Regions from separate parts of the Homo sapiens genome. Here regions 2, 3 and 4 are each linked to region 1. Evidence: chromatin loops called from intact Hi-C (ENCODE). Cell type or tissue: gastrocnemius medialis. All regions are shown on one strand. Region 1 has its middle 44 kb from the start of LUNAR1. Region 2 overlaps PGPEP1L (pyroglutamyl-peptidase I like). Region 3 holds the start of PGPEP1L (pyroglutamyl-peptidase I like). Region 4 overlaps IGF1R (insulin like growth factor 1 receptor).

The links. Peaks named below come from ENCODE experiments on the same cell type or tissue, not always from the same donor. Only the 100,000 strongest peaks of a DNase experiment are listed, where the experiment ranks them.
Region 2: a loop joins it to region 1, with 4 times the contacts of the local background. A loop is called at or near these places in 4 of 110 quality-filtered maps.
Region 3: a loop joins it to region 1, with 2.3 times the contacts of the local background. A loop is called at or near these places in 15 of 110 quality-filtered maps.
Region 4: it touches region 1 in a loop (2.9-fold over the local background); 15 of 110 quality-filtered maps call a loop at or near these places.

Annotation. Positions count from the first base shown.
Region 1 is chr15:99,055,962-99,060,961 of GRCh38, reverse strand. No RefSeq gene overlaps it. Among named protein-coding and RNA genes, the nearest start is that of LUNAR1, 44 kb to the right of the region's middle. RefSeq lists silencers at 1,586-1,635, 1,746-1,915 and enhancers at 1,933-2,532, 2,533-3,134. In gastrocnemius medialis, no CTCF peak of the experiment used is centred here; DNase peaks (open chromatin) are centred at 1,741, 3,101 and 3,764; H3K4me3 peaks cover 1,509 bases; H3K27ac peaks cover 3,956 bases.
Region 2 is chr15:98,980,805-98,985,804 of GRCh38, reverse strand. The region is part of intron 2 of PGPEP1L (pyroglutamyl-peptidase I like); the gene reads left to right. Among named protein-coding and RNA genes, the nearest start is that of PGPEP1L, 24 kb to the left of the region's middle. RefSeq lists an enhancer at 3,679-3,728. In gastrocnemius medialis, no CTCF peak of the experiment used is centred here; DNase peaks (open chromatin) are centred at 2,314 and 3,507; H3K27ac peaks cover 4,582 bases.
Region 3 is chr15:99,004,853-99,009,852 of GRCh38, reverse strand. It overlaps PGPEP1L (pyroglutamyl-peptidase I like), which reads left to right and starts at 2,061. Exons shown (of 5, transcript NM_001167902.2): 1 at 2,061-2,494; 2 at 4,197-4,424. In gastrocnemius medialis, no CTCF peak of the experiment used is centred here; no DNase peak of the experiment used is centred here; H3K4me3 peaks cover 1,176 bases; H3K27ac peaks cover 1,846 bases.
Region 4 is chr15:98,797,754-98,802,753 of GRCh38, reverse strand. The region is part of intron 2 of IGF1R (insulin like growth factor 1 receptor); the gene reads right to left. Among named protein-coding and RNA genes, the nearest start is that of MIR4714, 16 kb to the right of the region's middle. RefSeq lists an enhancer at 2,614-3,309. In gastrocnemius medialis, no CTCF peak of the experiment used is centred here; a DNase peak (open chromatin) is centred at 1,965; H3K4me3 peaks cover 559 bases.

The sequences.
Region 1 (5,000 bases):
TGTATTCTAAATTAATCAAATCCCCATTGATAAACATTTAGTGTTGCGGTCAAGGGCACAGACTCTGGAGCCTCAGAGCGTGGCATCATTCCTGGCTGTGCAACTCCCCAGCTGGGTGATGGTCAGCAGAAACCTAGCATCTCTGAGAAGTTTCCTCATGTATTAAATGGAGGTGCGGTTGTCCCTCGGTATGCGTGGGGAATTGGTTCCAGGAGCCCCATACCAAAATCCACAGATGCTCAAGTTCCTTATATAAAATGGTGTGATATTTGTATATAACCTGCACACATCCTCCTGTACACTTTAAATCTCTCTGGATTACTTATAATACCCCATACAATGCCAACACTTCATTTCATTCTTGTGGATTCAATGTAGTAGTAATTGGCGCATGGCAAATTCGGGTTTTGCTTTTTGGAACTTGGCGGAATTTTTTTTTCTGGAATATTTTCCATGCATGGTTGGTTGAATCCACAGATATGGAGGGTTGGCTGTATTAATAATACAGTCCCTGGCCAGGCACGGTGGCTCACGCCTGGAATCCCAGCCCTTTGGGAGACCGCGGCGGGTGGATCATGAGGTCAGGAGTTCGAGACCAGCCTGGCCAATATGGCGAAACCCTGTCTCTACTAATAATACAAAAAATTAACCGGGCGTGGTGGCGCACATCTGTAGTCCCAGCTACTCGGGAGGCTGAATCAGGAGAATCGCTTGAACTCGGGAGGCAGAGGTTGCAGTGAGCTGAGATGGCGCCACTGCACTCCAGCCTGGGCGACAGAAAATAAAAATAAAAAATAATACAGTTCCCGCAGCATAGGGATGTTGTGAGTAGCTATTTGTAAAATGTTTAGAACAGTTTCTAGCACTTAGTAAATGCTCAGTTAAGGCCAACTACTGTTACTGTTAAGCAGGACTGTGGCCATCCTCTGTGCTTAGAAGGTCTGTCTTTGTGCACCCTTCCCAGCACCTACTTAGGATAAACACCGAGAAGTGGAATGAAATCGTCAAACAATGCACTTATTTTAAATCCTGATCAATATCATCCAATTGCCCTCCAGAAATGCACCAGCCGCTGGTGGGCAGGAGGACGCTGTGGCCGGCAGGAGGCTGCAGAGGGGACAGCCCCTGCCTCCTAACTGGAGCACCGGGGACCCTCACCAGCCATCCACACCGCCAGCGAGGTTTCCTGACTTGCCTAGCCTTCCGGGTGGCATTTTGGAATATAAAGCAGGAGGAAAATTAGCAGCAAGTCAGATTCTCTCACTTTGATTTCTAGAAGGAAAGCTAGAGTTGAGGCCGTGTTCGAAAATATAGGTCAGATCTCGGTTTCTGTGGTTACCAAACACTGTCAGCCACCAGTGACTCCCTCCCTCGGGGGCGATGCCAGGGTTCCGAGGCTGGGCAGTCGGGCCTGGCCCCCGCCGGGGTCCCCGGTCGGCTGCCCCGCGAGCCTGGAGGGTCTGCACCGGGGCGAGGGCCCGCGGGCACCCCGCCCTTCACTTCTTCTCGGGGGAGGGGCCGGAGGGCTTGGCGGAGCTGCCGACGGGGTCCGGGGTCGCGCCGATCCCGCCTGGCTCCCCGCGCCTGGGGCTGCAGGGTGGGCACGGGCCGGGCCCGCGGGAGGAGGGGGAGGCCGGGCGCCGCGGGAACAATGTGCTCGGTTGTTGCCGACTGTCAGCCTCGTTCCCGGATCCTCCTTTCCACGCCCCTTGGCCTAACTGCCGCGGGCCTGGCGCGCAGAGGGAAGAGCCCCCTTATTTGGTCTTGGAAAGAAAAGGGAAAGGTTATCCTCGGATGCCTGCGGCGTTGGGTCATCAGCCCGCCGCGGCCGGCGCGCACGCGGGAGCAGCTCCGACTCCCGCCGGCAGGGGGCGGCGCCGGGCAGCGCCGGGGAGCGGCCGCTGGAAAACAGGCGCGTAGGTTCCGCCGCGGCCGGCGCGGATCCGCTCTTGAGCGTGGGGAGGGGGTGGGGGTGGGGGTGGGGGCGGAGGGAGGGCGGGGGAGGGGGCGGCGTCACGGGCAGGGAAGAAGAGAGAAAAGAAAAAAACAAAACCTTTTTATGGCCAGTCAAGCTTCCAAAATTGGAAAACCGTTTCAGTTCGAGGCTGTGACTTTGCCATGTCGATTTCATGTGAAGCATCTGGGAGTGCGCGGAGTGGGGGAGAATAGCGGGGGGTGCGGGGTGCGGTAATCAGTGTTAAGATAAGCCGTGCCATTGGGGTGAAAGTTACTAAGATAATTGAAAAGGTACAGTTTGGGGATCGGTGTCGGCTCGGGTACTTTGCTCCCCACCCCCTTCCCTCTCTTCCCCACTCCTCCCTCCGCCCCTGCTTTTCCAGCCTCTCAGGTGAGCCTGGTGATGTGTAGCGGAGTCTCGCTCTGACCCCCAGGCTGGAGTGCGGTGGTGCGATCTCGGCTCACTGCAACCTCCGCCTCCCGGGTTCAACCGATTAGCCTCCCGAGTGGCCGGGACTACAGGCACGCGCCACCACGCCCAGCTCATTTTTGTATTTTTCGTAGAGACGGGGTTTCCCATGTTGGCTAGGATGGTCTCCATCTCTTGACCTCGTGATCCTCCCGCCTAGGCCTCCCAAAGTGCTGGGATTATGTTTCTAGCCACGTGCAGGCTGAGCCTTGCCCAACCTTCTTATTATCCTGGGCAGCTCAAAAAGGCGAAGGTGACCAAGCTGGGATTCGAACCGCGTCCTTCACGCTTCAGCGCCAAGGCTTGTTCCACGGTTAAGAGCACATTACCTCGCCAATGACTCCTCCAAATAAAGCTTGTGTAATATGTGTCATTCTTCTAAAACCTTTAAAAAAGAATCAAAACAGTAACTGGTTTGACTTTTTCAGCAGAAGGAAGCAAAAGGGCGTCAGCACCTGGAGGTGACTCTAGTGGGGAACCTGCGCCCCAGAGGTGGGAAGGAAGCCAGGGGGCATTCGTTTCGCCTCAACTGCCCCAGGGGTTCTTGTCCATCTCCAGAGAGGCTCTTGGGTAGCATCCTGCCATGGTACTTGTTACCGCACAGAGCCTTCCAAAGAGGGGCCTGGCAGGCGGGGAAGCTGTTGCTAACTTCTATTTTCTATTTTAGGCAAGTTGCAAGCAGCCCTTGTGTTTGCCTGCAGGTCTCACACGGTCCTCCGCCCCTTCTCATTGTTCCAGCTGCTTCCTGAGGTGGTTACTAATAATTGTCACTCATAAGACCTGCCTCGGGTTTCTTCATCTGGAAGGAAATTAATTTTCCAAGTCACACAATTACAGACAACTTTTAAAAGAGTCACTGAGACAGTTTCATGCTTACCTTAGATTAGATGGTTCCAGTTTATTCTTTTTTAAAAAAGAAAATTTGTGTGAACAAAATTAAATCCAAGAAACATGGTTTTTCTCTAGCTCTTTTTTTTTTGTGTGCGTGTGAAATAGTTAAAAAAAAAAAAAAAGAAAAAGAATAAAGAAAAGAAACTGCTTCTACCAGTTTTGGGGGGTTTCCAGGTTTCCAGACATTTACTTAGCTTGATACATAGTATATTTCTGTGGGAAAAGGACAGCGAGAATATCTTGTAGCTTTTACTTTCCAGCATTGTTGTACTGGTTACAGTCAACTCCACAGTATGAACCAGTTGATCAGCTCCAGTAAGGCCTCCTATCCCCTAGTGGAAAAACCCAGGCCTTTCCCACCGCTCTCGTGTCTTGCTCAGGACTGCACCTTTTGTTGCTGGTCCCTTGCTTGGCACTTCCTAGCTGACAGGCCAGGAGGTAGGCTCACTCTCCTTGGTGCTGATCCCAGGCACCAGCTTCCATGAGAACCAGCAGTCACTTCCAGTTGGGGGCAACCCCATCCGGGTTTGCCCTGACATCCCAGAGCCCAGGTCCCCATCCCAGGAGCCAGTAAGAGTCCTTAGCAGGATCAGGAATGTAGCAGCATGGCTGCTGCCTTTTCCCTTCCAGATGCTCTGGCAGGCTGGAGCCCGGGGGTCCCTAACGCCTGCCTTGGCTCTTCACTTCTTCCTGAGGTTCTCCTCACCATGAAACTACTCCCAAATGGAGATATGGTTCCATTCCATTGCCTGGATTCTGCTCTCCATTTATGCCTTGAGGCAGATGGAGCCAAAGGAATGTCACACTGTCCCACCATCATCTCAGGGACTGCCCTGTTTGGAGGGGCAGTGGTGCCCAGCAATGGAGCAAAGTCATAGGGAACAGAGCTGCACAGCCTTGGTCACACTCCTTAAAATCTTTGTGCTCCCACTGTTGTGAGAATTTAATGATATCTTCATATGCGAAGGACTTAACACAGTACCTGCCCCCTGAGGAGCACAGGAGGGCATACCTCCCAGGGCAGTTCAGAGGGTTACATGAAATAATGCCTGTAAAGCCCTTAGCACAGGGCCTAGCACTTAAGAGAGGGCTCAGTCATGTGGCCAGTAGTATAATCAGCCACTTCTTTTGATGGGTCAGCTATATGCTACAAACTAAGGCTCTTTACATATACATTTGAATCTTTATGGAAACCTAGAATGTAGACAAAATTATTGCATATACAAGGAACTCAGAATCAGGCTAAGTAAATTATCCAATGTCACACCGTTAGTATACAGCAGGGCCAGGATCCATCTGGCTCCGAAGTGTGTGGCTTTGCAGTTACGGGCAACCTAGGAAGAAAGAATAAATACACAGTCCTGTAAAGTGAGCTGCAGGGTCTTCATGGAGAGGAATTAAAACTGACTCCTCAGTGTGAATAACTGGCAGTTAGCCATGTGTCTTTGAACCAGATGTAGAAGCCAGTGACAGAAGGCTAATTACACATGTGGATATAATGTCAGTGGACGGCAGCTACCTTTGGGTCGCCTAACTATTGTCTTCTTAAATCCACGGCAGCCCTTTTAAGCCCAGGCTTGTCAGGACTCTTTCTGTTTTCTGGAAAAGACAGACATCCAACCCAGATTGATTTAAGCAAAAAAGAAGTTTAATTGGCTCATGAAACTGATAATGGAAAGGTCCA
Region 2 (5,000 bases), 75 kb after region 1:
TTCTTCCTGCTTTCCAGAGGCATTGAAATTGTTCCCATTTTGCAGATGAGGAAAGGGGTGCTCAGAGAGGTTGCACATCTGGCCTGAGGGCACATACCACAAAGTGGTGGTGCCTGAATTCCAACCTCAGTTGGTCCTGGTGAGGGAAGGCCAGGTTCAGCCCACTTGCGCTCTTCTCCTGGGGTCAGGAAACATTTAGTTCAGAGGAAGAGGATCACTTCTAGCACAAGAGTGGGTTTTTTGTTTGGTTGTTTGTTTGTTTGTTTTGAGATGGAGTCTTGTTCTGTTGCCCAGGCTGGAGTGCAGTGGCACCATCTTGGCTCACTGCAACTTCCGCTTCCCGGGTTCAAGTAATTCTCTTGCCTCAGCCTCCTGAGTAGCTGGGATTACAGGCACCTGCCATCACGCCAGCTAATTTTTGTATGTTTAGTAGAGATGAGGTTTCACCATGTTGGCCAGGCTGGTCTCGAACCCCTAACCTCAGGTGATCCTCCCGCCTTGGCCTCCCAAAGTGCTAGGATTACAGGTGTGAGCCACTGTGCCCAGCCAGTGGGTTTAAAACTTAGTAGAAATCAAGAGATAGAAGAACCTGAGGACCTGAGGGTGAGCGAAGTGAGGATAGTCACCCTAATGCCTCAGCCCTATATCCATCTCTTCATGGCTGTCCCTGTGCCGTGAGTTCATATTTGCCCCTCCTCAAGCTCTGCGTCCAGTGCCTTAGACATAGACTGCACTATAGGCTGCTCAATCTTCTTGCTCACCATAGGGCCGTGTGCGTGGTGACCAGAACAGAAGCCCCAGTAACAGCAGATGGACCCGCAAGGAGCACTACCAGGAATGGCATCTGGAAGCAGCAGTTTCCTAGGCTGGCAGGCCCACGTCCAGGGTTCCGGTACCCTCTGCCAGTCGAGTTTGTCTTCTCCACCGTCCTTGCTATCAGTCTCTAGCTTTCATTTTCCCCTTCTTGGTGGTATTTTCGTCTGGGCAGAGTTCATTGCAACCTCTTTAGAAGCTCTCTTCACTATCAATCTGCAGGACCACTGTCTCTTCCTGGGCTATCCTGGGTCACTCCAGGTCCTCCACTAACATGTCTGTAGGATCCACTGGGATTCTGGTTTGGGACCTCATTCGTAGTACCCACTGAAAGTGCCAGTATACAGCCAAAAGTGTCCATAGTAGGTATAATCATCTAAGTGGCTGTATTAAGGTAATGTTCATGGACGTTCATTTGACCCATTACACGGATATAGAAATAGACTTAGATGGGCTGAATAATGAACAAAAGGGCACATGGCATCTTGAGTCAATACAAGCGTCTCACTGTCTCTAGGGTCCTGTGTAACATATCCCCATCTCCACCAAGGGCCCGGCTATGTGTTCACTAGATACATGAATGAATAGTTTTCTTTTCTATCCTCCTGCATTCTCCCAGCAAGAGTCAATTTTATCAATATCAAGAGCATTACCAAGCAATGTTTAAAGAGTACTTACTCCAGGCCGAGCACGGTGGCTCAGGCCTGTAATCCCAGCACTTTGGGAGGCCACGGTGGGTGGTTCACAAGGTCAGGAGATCGAGACCATCTTGGCTAACATGGTGAAACTCTGTCTCTGCTAAAATACAAAAAAATTAGCCGGGCGTGGTGGTGGGCGCCTGTAGTCCCAGCTACTTGGGAGGCTGAGGCAGGAGAATGGTGTGAACCCGGGAAGCAGATCTTGCAGTGAGCTGCGCCACTGCACTCCAGCCTGGGCGACAGAGTGAGACTCAAAATAGAAAAAAAAAAAAAAAAAAAAAAAAGACTACTTACTCCACTGCCAGGCATTATAAATGGGAACTCATGGAATTATAGATAGTAAGGAAAAAAATGTTCAATTTTACACCGCAGCATTTTGCCTCTAAGAGAGGTGAGCTTTTAACAAATAACTCAAATGCATTTTTATTGTGGTTGCTCATGAATGGGAAAAGGATATTTTGAAAAGAAGAAAAATACAGACAGATTATTATACATGCTAAAAGTTCACAAGGAAAAGAGGCAGTTCCTACAAACTCCCAGAAAAGCGACTTAATGCTGTTTGCAGTATGTGCCAAAATATTTAACATTGAGCCAGACTAGGACGGGCACTCTTCCCTTCTTAGTCTCAAGTTTTACATAGTGACCTGTGCAGTAGTTACATCATTATTCCCTGGTTTCTGGATACTCTAATTTTGGAGCCACTACCACCTCATATTCATTCAAAAGAAATTACATGCTTAGCTCTTAAGTGCCTCAGCCTGGTGAGTCAGCAAATAAAACAAGGGTTTTTGAAAACACACCCAGGGTCAGTTGGGCCAAGACATTACGTAACTGCACTTAAAATACAGCCTAGGCAGCCAAGAGGTCAGGGCTCTTCTCATATTTGATAAACTTGACATGCAGAATAATTTCTCTTTGCCCCAAAGATGAGGTGGCCTGGTGCCTTTCTTACATGTTGCTTTAAATAATAATAATAATAATGAATAAAGAGCCGTGAATCAGAACAGTCAAAGAATTTCTAAGCTGAACGGTGCTTTAGGATGAAAGCTGAGTCCTGTTCAGGGATAGGAAAGTAACTGCAAACCTTTCCAAGTGAAAGAAAATTGTTTCTCTTGATTCTTCTTTTTTTTTTTTTCCCAAGAGAACCTTTATTCTTCCCACCAAATCCCAGGACAAAACCTTTTTCCAACCTAGGTGAATACAAACACATATATGACAGACATTTTTCCAATTAGTCCAGAGTGGGTTTGTTTTGTTTTCTTGACTAAAATGAGAAAGCCTCAGGCTGGGTGCGGTGGCTCACGCCTATAATCCCAGCACTTTGGGAGGCTGAGGCAGGTGGATCACTTGAGGCCAGGAGTTTGAGACCAGCCTGGCCAACAGGGTGAGACCCTGTGTCTACTAAAAACACAAAAATCAGCTGGGCGTGGTGGCTGGTGCCTATAATCCCAGCTACTCAGGAGGCTAAGGGATGAGAATTACTCAAACCCGGGAGGCGGAGGTTGCAGTGAGCCAAGATCATGCCCCCGCACTCCAGCCTGGGCAACAGAGCAAGACTCTGTCTCAAAAAAAAAAAAAAAAAAAAAAAAAAAAGCCTCAGATAAAAATAACCAGAGTGAGGAGGAAGGGAGACCTCAGACATCTCTCTAGTTTACACAGACCTCACCTATGATAGCCCCCAGCTCAGCGTCAACCATGTCCTGGGCACCCGCTTCAGTGGGTTATCTGAACATTGGCCTCCACGGTTGGATAACCCAAATGCACTTTCCCATGACGTCTTACACCTCCTTTTTTCAGTCTGGTGACTGTAGTGTGAGCCCCACCTTGTTAGTGGGAAGAGAAGTAACCAAGTGGTGATACACAGTTCACTCTGGCCTTGGAACAGCATGAAATAGGACTGTCCTTGCATTCTCACTTCGAAATGACACAAGAATCCACAAGAATCCACAAGAATATGGGGACTGTGTGAGTCCATGGCAAAGAGCCTGTGCTCTCATAGTCCCAGTCGCCTGCACAAGGGGCCGCACTCCAGGGAGCTCCCAAGGATCGAGGCGAGTGCAGATGGAATCCACACCTTGGTGGAGGAGACCCCACGGTCCACATGCATGGAGGGTGTCTGCTGTGGCTTCACAGTCCTCCCCACAAACACCGTGCTCCTAGTAAACGCTCAAGGAAACATATTTTTTCTGCTTATTTGGAGAAAAGTTTGCTATTCACAGACAAGTGAGTCATATGTTTAGTTCTAGCTAAACCCCAAATCCATTCCCACGTTGACAGGAAGACAAGCCAGAAAAACCAGACCAAGATGATCTTTCAGAATGACCCCCACATTTTTCCCGGATGTTACTGTGGGTCCCCCTACTTCCTACATGGCCCCCAGCAAGTCTAGAGTCCTTACCCTTTTCCAGGGTGCTAAACAGAGCAGCCTCTCCAGCTTGTTCCCTGTTTATTTTTTTAGACAAACTTTTTATTTAAAAATACGTTTATATGTACAGAAAAGTTGTGAAGATAGCACAGAATATATATTCCTCAATTCTTCCCATTATTAACCTTGTACGTTAGTATGGTGTATTTGTCACAATGACGGAACCAGTAGGAATATATTACCTTTACATAAAGTCCATAGTCTATTTGGGTTCCCTCAGTTTCCCCTAATGCCTCTCTTCTGTCCCAGAATCTCAGCCAGAACACCACATTCATAAGTCCTCGAGTCTCCGTAGGCTTGTCTTGGCTGTGGCCATTTCTCAGACTTACCTAGTTTTGTTTGTTGTTTTTGTTTTGTTTTTGTTTTTTTTTTTTTTTTTGAGACGGAGTCTTGCTCTGTTGCCCAGGCTGGAGTGCAGTGGTGCGATCTCGGCTCACTGCAAGCTCTGCCTCCCGGGTTCACGCCATTCTCCTGCCTCAGCCTCTCGAGTAGCTGGGACTACAGGCGCCCGCCAGCACGCCCGGCTAACTTTGTATTTTTAGTGGAGACGGGGTTTCACTGTGTTAGCCAGGATGGTCTGGATCTCCTGACCTCGTGATCCGCCCGCCTCGGCCTCCCAAAGTGCTGGGATTACAGGCGGGAGCCACCGCGCCCGGCCAGACTTTCCTAGTTTTTGATGACGTTGATGGTTTTGAAGAGTCTGGCCAGGAATTGATAGTTTGTTCCTCAATTGGGACTTTTCTGCTGCTTTTCTCATGATCAGACTGAGGTTAGGGGGAGGAAGACAGAGGTAAAGTGTCACTTTCATCCTGTCAGATCAAGGGCACACAGTATCAGTGTGACAGCACTGTCCATGATGACCTTGATCTTACTTGGTGGAGGGAGTGTTTGTCAGGCCTCTCTACCATACAGTTAATTTTTTTTTTTTTCCTTTTCCAGATGGAGTCTCTCTGTGTCACTGAGGCTAGTGTGCAGTGGGGGTGATCTTGGCTCAGTGCAAGCTCTGCCCCCCAGGTTCGAGCAATTCTCCTGGCTCAGCCTCCTGAACAGCTGGGACTACAGGC
Region 3 (5,000 bases), 51 kb after region 1:
GGTTCACTAAGAGGGTCGCACCTTGCCCTCTTAATCCTAGAGTCAAATCTGATTACAAACATTTTCCTCTCGGGAATCCCGCTTGTAAGGAAGATCACTGTGCTCTCTGTTAAATAAAACAGCTCCATTTAGTTGCCTTATTCGTTCTCAGGCTTACTGTATTTCATCAGCCTAAAGACTGTGTTTGACATCAATTATTAGAGACCATTTGTTTTTACAATGGAAAAAGAAATAAAAGTGCAGATGTTGAACCTCAAAATCCATACTTCTCAGAGCTATTTTCATTCCAGAAAGTAGGAATGTGCTGGGGGGTTCTTGTGTGGGGAGAGGGGAGGTGAATGAATACAAAAATAGACATATCACTGTGACTAAGTAAAATATTTTGTGTTGTTTTTTCTATTAATTTCAAAATTAGAGAAAACTTTAGAACAGAAAAAAATAAGTGAATTATGGGAAAGTGAAAACTGCAGGACACATTCCAGTTTAGTTAAAATAATAGCTCCTGTCAAATCAAAAAAAAAATGATGAAAATTTCAGCTTTGTTATCAGAAAAGTAGTATGGTTAAAGATGGGCAGTCTTTGCACTTAAGGAGTCTCCTTAAACACAAGTTCCCATTCCCAGACCTCATAGGTGAATGTTGATAGCAGAGTTGGACCCTAGCAGCAACCAACTTTACAAATGTGGGCATTTCTGGACGGGCGCGGTGGCTCACGCCTGTAATCACAGCACTTTGGGAGGCCGAGGCAGGTGGATCACGAGGTCAGGAGTTCAAGACCAGCCTGGCCAAGATGGTCAAACTCTGTCTCTACTAAAAATACAAAAAATAGCCAGGGCTGGTGGCAGGTGCCTGTAATCCCAGCTACTCCGGAGGCTGAGGGAGAGAACTGCTTGAACCTGGGAGGCGGAGGCTGCAGTGAGCCGAGATCGCGCCACTGCACTCCAGCCTGGGCAACAGAGCGAGACTACATCTGAAAAAAAAAAAAAAAGAAGAAGTGGGCATTTCTTAATGGTCCAATCTCTTCCTTTAACTGTGCAGAGGAAGCCAAGCCCCCACTGAGAGGTGACAACATGCTGGTAGGCCTCGCAGCCGTCACTCACTCTCGGCTCCTCTGCCTGGGCTCCCACTTTAACGGCACTTGAGGAGCCCTTCAGCCCGCCGCTGCACTGTGGGAGCCCCTTCCTGGGCTGGCCAAAGCCAGAGCCGGCTCCCTCAGCTTGCGGGGAGGTGTGGAGGGAGAGACGCGGGCGGGAACCGGGGCTGCACGCCGCGCTTGCGCGCCAGTGCGAGTTCCGGGTGGGCGTGGGCTCGGCGGGCCCCGCACTCCAAGCAGCCAGCCCGCCCCGCCGGCCACGGGCAGTGAGGGGCTTAGCACCTGGGCCAGCAGCTGTTAGTGCTCGACTTCTCGCGGGGCCTTAGCTGCCTCCGTGCGGGGCATGGCTCGGGACCTGCAGCCCGCCATACCTGAGCCTCCTCCCCCGCGTCATGGGCTCCTGCGCGGCCTGAGCCTCCCCCACGAGTGCCGCCCCCTGCTCCACAGGACCCAGTCCCATCGACCACCCAACGGCTGAGGAGTGCAGGCGCACTGCACAGGACTGGCAGGCAGCTCCACCTGCGGCCCTGGTGCGGGATCCACTGGGTGAAGCCAGCTGGGCTTCTGAGTCTGGAAGGGACTTGGAGAACCTTTATGTTTAACTAAGGGATTGTAAATACACCAATGGGCACTCTGTATCTAGCTCAAGGTTTGTAAACACACCAATCAGCACCCTGTGTCTAGCTCAGGGTTTGTGAATGCACCAATCGACGCTCTGTATCTAGCTACTCTGGTGGGGACTTGGAGAACCTTTGTGTCCACACTCTGTATCTAGCTAATCTAGTGGGGACGTGGAGAACTTTTGTGTCCAGCTCCAGGATTGTAAACGCACCCATCAGCACCCTGTCAAAACGGACCAATCAGCTCTCTGTAAAACAGACCAATCGGCTCTCTGTAAAATGGACCAATCAGCAGGATGTGGGTGGGGCCAGATAAGAGAATAAAAGCAGGCTGCCCCAGGTAGCAGTAGCAACTTGCTGGAGTCGCCTTCTGTGCTGTGGAAGTTTTGTTGTTTTGCTTGTTTGCAATAACCGTTGCTGCTGCTTACTGTTTGGGTCCGCACTGCCTTTATGAGCTGTAACGCTCACCGTGAAGGTCTGCAGCTTCGTTCTTAAAGCCAGCCACATCACGGACCCACCGGGAGAAACGAATAACTCCAAACACGCCACCTTAAGAGCCGTAGCACTCATGATGAAGGTCCGTAGCTTCACTCCTGAAGTCAGCGAGATCACGAATCTGCCAGAAGGAAGAAACTCCGAACACATGCGAGCATCAGAAGAAACAAACTTGGGACACGCTGCCTTTAAAAACTGTAACACTCACCGCCAGGGTCCGCGGCTTCGTTCTTGAAGTCAGTGAGACCAAGAATCCGCCGATTCTGGACACACCATGACGGAACTAGGTAAGTGATAGGAGCTAGGAGAGCTGCTCACCAGAGGAGGTAGAGACCAAGTCTACAAGTGCATCCGGGGTATATTGAGAAACCGGGTAACTTCTGTGAAATGAGGCAAAGTACAAAAATCCTCTGCATCCCACTCATGGCAAGGTGGGCCCAGCTTCTCAGGACAGGGAGTGGGAGACTAGTGGGAGCAAATGGCGCTTCCCACCTGTTGGCAGTGAAGAGGCCTGCAGCCCACACCAGGAGCTAATTAAAGGGAATTGTTCCTGGTTCAGAATCCCAGAAAGCCACCAAGGGGGGTCTAATCCGCGGGGGTGATCCCAATTAAAAGGGAGCGCTTTATATCAGGAGGACAATTCAGCAGATGGAGCCACGTGGTCCTGCTGTCACACTGAGCTCTCTAGAGGCCGCAGGGTGCTTGAGAGGCTCTGCCTGCTTCCCTGAAGGGAGCTTCTCCTCCCCAGACCTAGATGGGGACAGAGAATCATGGGTCTTCTTCCTCTTAATATACAGCTTCAGGAAAAAAGTATTTTCAGTTTAAAAAAAAGTTTAAGAATATTTTTAGAGACAGGGTCTCACTCTGTCACCCAGGGTGGAGTGCAGAGGTGCAGTTACGACTGACGGCTCAAGTGATCCTCCCGCTTCAGCCTCCCTGAGAAGCCAGGACTATGGGCATATACCACGTTTTGAAAAAAATAATTGATGCAGTCTTGCCACGTTGCCCAGGTTGATCTTGAACTCCTGGCCTCAGGCTATCCTCCTACCTTGGCCTCTCAAAATGCTGAAATTAAAGGCGTGAGCCAGTGCACCTGGCCAAAAGTTTGTTTTGTTTTTAAATAGAATTCTCCGAAAGATCAAGATATTGGAAAACAGCTTTTTCGATAGAGGAAATAGCCTCAAATGTTAGCCTTTTTCAGTTATTCTGACACATTAAAAAGAGGACTGTCTGCAGAGCCAGGTGGCATGCCACGGCTGTGGCTCACTGTCAGTGGCATGTTTAAGGAGTCCAGCACAGTGTCAAGAAAGCACTTTTCGCAGGTAGAACGCAGGGTGGTGAGCACAGAGCTAGCAAGCTTGCACAGACGCTAGCTAGGTGGCAAGCCTCTGTTCCTCAGGGCTGATGAAGCTGGGGACAGTGCCTGGGGCACAGAAAGAATCCATACAGGATCCGGTGCTGCGATCCTCGTTTCTCAAAACAGGAAACCTGAGCACAGAGGTTAACTTCCCTGAGGACCCACAGCTCCTAGGCAGCGGTGCTTGCAATCAATATTTTAAAGGCAGGCGCCATAAGATTCATCTATGGTTTTCTCTCTTTTTTTTCTGCTCACATCTCACATATTTTGTGGAATTAGTTTTCAGAGCAATCAAATTTTACCAAATCATAATGGCCAAACACAATGAGGGGCTCTGGCAGGGATTACTAAAGAGGAAAAAATAAGATCTAAGTAAACGACTTGTAGGGTAGCCCACAGTTCCTAGGACAGTACCTCTTTGAGCACCATGTGGTGTTCCGTCCCAGACATCCTTCTGTCCCAGGCAAACCGGGACAGCTGGTAGCCAAACCCTTAGCTCACCTTTGAACCATCCTGAACAACAAAGTGACCCAGACTCAAATGTCCAGAAAGTCCCTGCTGGCGCTCCAACCCGCTGTCCTGAGCTGGATCGTTCTGCTTTCAAGGGGCATTGCTTTATCACCCTCCCCTAGATCCTTGGCCTTTCGGGGCCCAGAACGCTACGGACGCCGGGCGGCCAGGAGGGGTTGGGCTCCCGCTCCACCCCGGTCCCCGGCGAGCACGCGGCCAGGCAGAGAAGGTGCCCGGAGCTCAGAGCGCGCAGAGCCCGGCCGCTGGGCCGCTGCCTGAGCCAGGGAGGCGCAGCGCGAGCTCCCACTTCGTCTTCATGGATTCCCAGCCCAGCTGCGTGGTGGTGACTGGTAAGACTACATAATTTTTTTCTCTCCTATTTGTTGCTGCTTTTAGCCTGCCCCTGGAATGCGCACTGGCCTGATCCTGGGTCTTAAATAGTTCCCTGAGGGAAAAAAAGAATGGCAACTGGTGGTGCTAATAATTCCAGATGGAAACGAACTTGCTGCTGTGCCCTATTAATAAACAATCAGGATCACAGGCATTTCTGCTTCTGTGGCTCATTCGCTTCAAGTAACTCTCGAGTGGCGGGCACGAAGGTGCCACTGGTGGCTTAGGCTCAGACCTTGCCTTTCAACCCAGCAGGGAGGAAGCTGAGGCTGGTACCTGTTTTCCCTGAGTGGGGCCCGAGGCACGTGAGGTATCCCTTGGGGGTGCAGGCTCATAGCAAGGAAGAGGGATCTATACGCCCAGAAACCACAGGGCCCTCACAAGGCTTGCAAACCCATCTACAACAGCCACCCGCAAAGGAACACACAGTCCCCACTTCCAGAGTAAGAACTTCCATTTTTCAGGGAGCTGTGAAGCACCCCCCGAGAGCCACTAGCTGGAGACCCTGAGCCCCAGAAGGTCAACTTGGAAGGAAT
Region 4 (5,000 bases), 260 kb after region 1:
GCTTTGAGAAGTAAGCTTCAATTACCTGGGAAATCAACTCAAGCAAAAAACTCTTTCAATGATGCTAGACAAATAAAATGCACAGGTAGATGTTTGCACGTCCACAGAAATTGCAGCCACAATCAGATGCATTCTTCAGATGTGAATTCGTGCATACAAGCAACCCCTGTCTTTCGCAGAGTTAAGTTCAAATCCTGTACACACTTTGTTCCACAAAATTGCTGTTGGCTTGCATCTCTTTTGTCACCTTTCTCCATCCTTAAGTCCTCCAAGGTTCTCTCAGGGCCAAGACTGTAGGGTTCAATGACCTTCCCTGGTCAGCTGTAAAACTAGGGCTAGCACCTTCAGAATCCGCCAGCCACACCCTGCTCCAGCTCACCACCATGAGTTTTCTCTCATCAGCCTCCAAAGTCCAAGCCATCGCTACATCTCAGAGATGACGTACAACATGTGCCTTTATTTTATACTCTCAAGATGCTGGATATAGTAGTTATTATCCAGAAAGAATGACTTCACAATCAGGATCCGAGACTGGCTATAAACAGTGATCGAATCCTCAACTCATTCCCTCTCGCACCTACAGGAAGGTATTAACAACTGATCCTCCCTTTCATTTTTAGAGTAACAAACCCAGCTTGTACTACCCATGCCTACAACAGCCCAGATGTGGCACTCAAGGTTGAAAAGGGGCCACAACTTGGTAACGGGACACACATGACCCCATGCAGGAGAACAGCCAGGGCCATGAGGAAAGGGACTTTGGTGCACAATGGCAGGTACCTATGCCCTTGCTGGGACATGGGGCATCAGGGTCATTACCAGATGGGTTTACAAAACACCAAAACACGGACAGCAAAAGTAAGATGCTCAGTCCATTGGCTTGCAGTGTTTCAGAGTCCCTGCTTGCTGCTAGCCACGGGGATGGGGGCTGGGAGTCATCCTGTTTAAAAGCTGCAGTGAAAACCCAGTGTGGTCGTCTCTGTTCTCAATGTCTACCTTGGAAGAGGGAGTTCTTAACCTCTGTGGCAGAGCAACCTGAAAACAGAATTATACTCCATACACATAGCTACAATGCCTCATGCAGAATGCTCTTCCCAAAACCGTGCTCAAGGATACAAACCCAGGCTGTCCAATTTGGGGAAATCATTGTTTGAGGGTGGCACAGACAAGCAGTCGGCTTGGGGTTTGCTCCCTGTGCACAGCTCGATCATCAAGGAAAGGCCTCTTCCGGGCCTCAAAGCTCCCTTTGTGAGGAATGAGGCCCACTGTCGAGGCTCACACAGGCAGCTGTAACCAGGCTGCCCCTCTCTCTGGGTGTTTGTTTTGATAGAGGTTCATTTATGCCAGAGACAATGCCCGCTCTCTTTGTTCTGCCCCCAGCAGGAAGCAGTGCAGGGAGGGGGACCAGCATTGTCACACAGCTTCCAATTCAGGTTTTGGTGGCCACAACAATGGGGCCTCAAGGGCCACAAATAAAGAGCCGCTCACGGGGAGCAGGGCAGAGAGACTGGCACATGTGGACCCCAGCACACCCCAGGTAGAAGTCACCTCCTAACAAGTGCTCAGGCTCACTATCAAGGGCTTTGAGGGCTCTGAGGTTGGGGAGAGGGAGGCCACCTCCTCTTCTCTTAAGTGGTGCTGGGAGGGAGAAGTAAGCAAGGTCCCCGGGGATGACAAAGCCTTCCTACCTCTCCTACCATTTATCCCAACTAAAGGAGCAAACACTCAAAAAAGCAAGCAAAAAGAATGCACACACATGCTTCGTGTTCTAACTTACCAACAGTTGCACAAGGAAGAAAAAAAGTCTAATCTGAATTGCCAAAAATGAACAATATCCTTTAAAATGAAGCCTGGGCTAGATGGCTGCAAGTGAATGAAATGTATTACCCAACTGCTGCTGTAACACAAGCCCTCTCCTCCCCCTTCTGGGCCTCATTCATAAAAAGCCTGCTTCGCCCCAGCAGCTGCAGGAACTGGGACTGGATTTGTGTTTTGTGCCGGTGTTTTCCAAGACAGAGGGAAACAATTGAAACAGACAATCGCTCAGATACCAACACCAAGTTCGCCTCCCCTTGAGAAGTTTGCTGCAGTCTCCTGGTCTAATCCAAATAGGTGGAGGGAGGGCTGGGAGGGCATCCTGCAGAGCTGTTCAGTGGCGGTTCTAACGCTAACACCCAGCGTGTTATTAAAGGAATTCCCATCTGCTGAGTCACACTCCGTATCTTTCACTCCCTGACATTTTATTTTTTTTTAATCAAAGGTTGTTCTTTGTTGGTAAAACGGGGGTTGCCAAGTTAATTAAAGATTGCCAAATTGGGGTAGAGATAGCAACACAACTCCCAAAGAGGTAATTTTTTCATTGTCCACTTTTAAATGGATATTACCATCTACAGACTTTATGCAGCCTGCTAGAAATCTTATGAGATAAGGAACAACTTCAATTCTTAATATATTTTTCTAATTTATGAATAAACCAACAACCAACATGCTTCATCCAGGCAGGATGAAGCACTGTCTCCCTCGCCCACACCCTTTTCCACAGCTGCCCTCCCAGCCCAGCATCTTTTATCACCTAGAAGGGCCAAGGAGGCTGGTTTGTGCAACTCAACAAGCTCTGTAAAACACCAAGTCCCTAGAAATCTCAGAAATCACCATGAGAAACGAGAGGCTACCAAACTTTTTAGACTCAGCAGCCTTCTTCAAAGCAGGGCCCAAATACAAGAGCATGTTCTAATTTACCAGGAATGGTTTTAATACAAGAATTACATAAGAACAGAGTGCAGGAAAGGAAGGGAGAAATAAAACCATTCTTGTTGCCCTAATACCAGAGCAGTCTTCCGGTGAATTGATACATAAATTCTCTCCAGAGACAAGATAATCCAAGCTATTAACTGTTCCCCTCTCAACTCTTGCAAAACACAAGGCTTCGAAACCTTGAAGGGGGGCAGGTGGAGGGGAAAGCCTGCTATATATTTCTAGAAAATACCAAATTTAACACCACGATCCCAGCCTGCTCATCACTGCTGGGGATCAGCCATTCTGGGAAGGTAACAGCAGCCCTCAGCACTCCCCTCCGCTAAGTAAACACTCCTTTCTACCACACTCGGTCCCCCATGCCGGCCGCCTCCCACCTCTGCCTGTGGACTGACAGCCGAGGAAACAAGAAAACAAGCTGGAGATACCAAATGAATCTTGCGAAATACATGGTCTGTGATTAAATCACAATAACTCTAACCTCCTCAAAGGCAAACATATCAAGATAGCAAGCTGAGAGCAAAATAAGCAAGTCTTAACAGAAATTATGCCAAGCTTTATAAAGGGATTACCCACACCTCCTAGAGGCTGTGCAGCCTGGAATCCAGGGTGGTTTGGGTTTTTTTTTTTTTAAACTTACTGCAGCCCTTCTAGCTATCCAATGAAAGCTCTTACAAAGAAACCTTCAGGTCTGCAGTTCTCTGTGGGTTTTCTATGAATATGAACGTACTTTACGGGTGGAGAAAACATATCCATGATCATGTTTGAGGGGCTCACGAAAGGGGGAGGCACATGAATTATACCATGAATACAGATATAATGAATACAGATTTAGTGAGATTTTAATACCTCAATATTCTCTGGTCCCACTCTTAAACATCGCCCTTCAACCATCAAAACATCTTAAATCCTGGGGTAGGGGCATAGTTACCCAAAGTTGTGGTACCTTCCCTAAAGAAAACTGAAATACATACCAGGACACACATAATTCTGTCAAGTTTGTCCCTAACTGTGTGATCTTGGACAAGTTAGCTAACCTCTCTGTGCCTCAGTTTCTTCATTTATAACATGGCTCTAATAGCAGAACGAACCCTTGAGAGGCTGTTGCAACAGCTGGTACACAGTAAGTGCTCAATAAATATTCGTTGCTGTTATTAACATTGTCCCTATGCCATCTCACCCCCCATATAAGCTCTCTGCTAACTTTCCAACACAGAGAACAAAATCCAAATTCTTCACCATGGCTCCAGGGCCCATGTGATCTAATAGCCCTCTCTGCCTGTCACTCACCAGGCTCCAGCCACCCAACCTCATCTCATCCTCCTCACTGGACATCCCACGTGCATCCTGTGTGCACCAGACAGTCTTGCTGGTGCTTCCAGACTCTGACTACTTCTCTCCACTGACCATCTCCACCATCCTGGTCTAAGGTTCATCTTCTCTGCCCTACACTGGGGCAACAGCCTACTCCTACTGGTCTCTCTACTTCTGTCCTTGCCCTTACAGTCTCTCTTAACGCAGCTGCCAGCATGGTCCTGTTAACGTACACACCAGCTCCAAACTCTGCCATCTCCTTTCAGAGTCAAAGCCGAAGTCCTCACCGTGGCCTCCAGGGCCCTACATAACTGACTCAGTTTACCCCATCCCCCACCAAGATGCACCAAGCTCTCCAAGCTCCTCGCCTTTCCCTTCCCTTTCCTTTAGGTCTTCGTCCAAATGTCACCTCTCTAGAGACCTTCTCTGAATACCCTACGTAAAAAGGTACCCGGATACCTGCCTGGCACCACGTACCCTGTACCCCACACCTAACATGTGACCCAGCCCTCCCATCCCCTTCCCTACTTTAATAAAAGCTCCACAGAGGCAGAGGCCTCATTTTGTCCACTTCTATAACCCTGACACCAGGAACAGTGCCTGGCACACAGCAGGTGCTCAATAATATTTGTGGAGCGAATAATCGATGCCATCATGGAGATCTTTCCCTCGCTGGGGCCTACCACCTCATGTTCCTCTCCACGTCTTCTCATGGCTGATTCACAGTGGCAGGGCAAATGTCCCCTCTTCAGAAAGGCCTTCTATGAGAATCCAACTTAAAAGTCTCCATCACAATCAGTGAGTCTGTATTTTTTTCATAGCACTTACCACTGTCTGACATTATTTTCTGTCTACTTGTTTGTTGTCTGTTTCTACCACTAGAATGTTTCCATTTGTTTTCCATTTGGAGAATGGAGTTGGCTTTGTCTCTG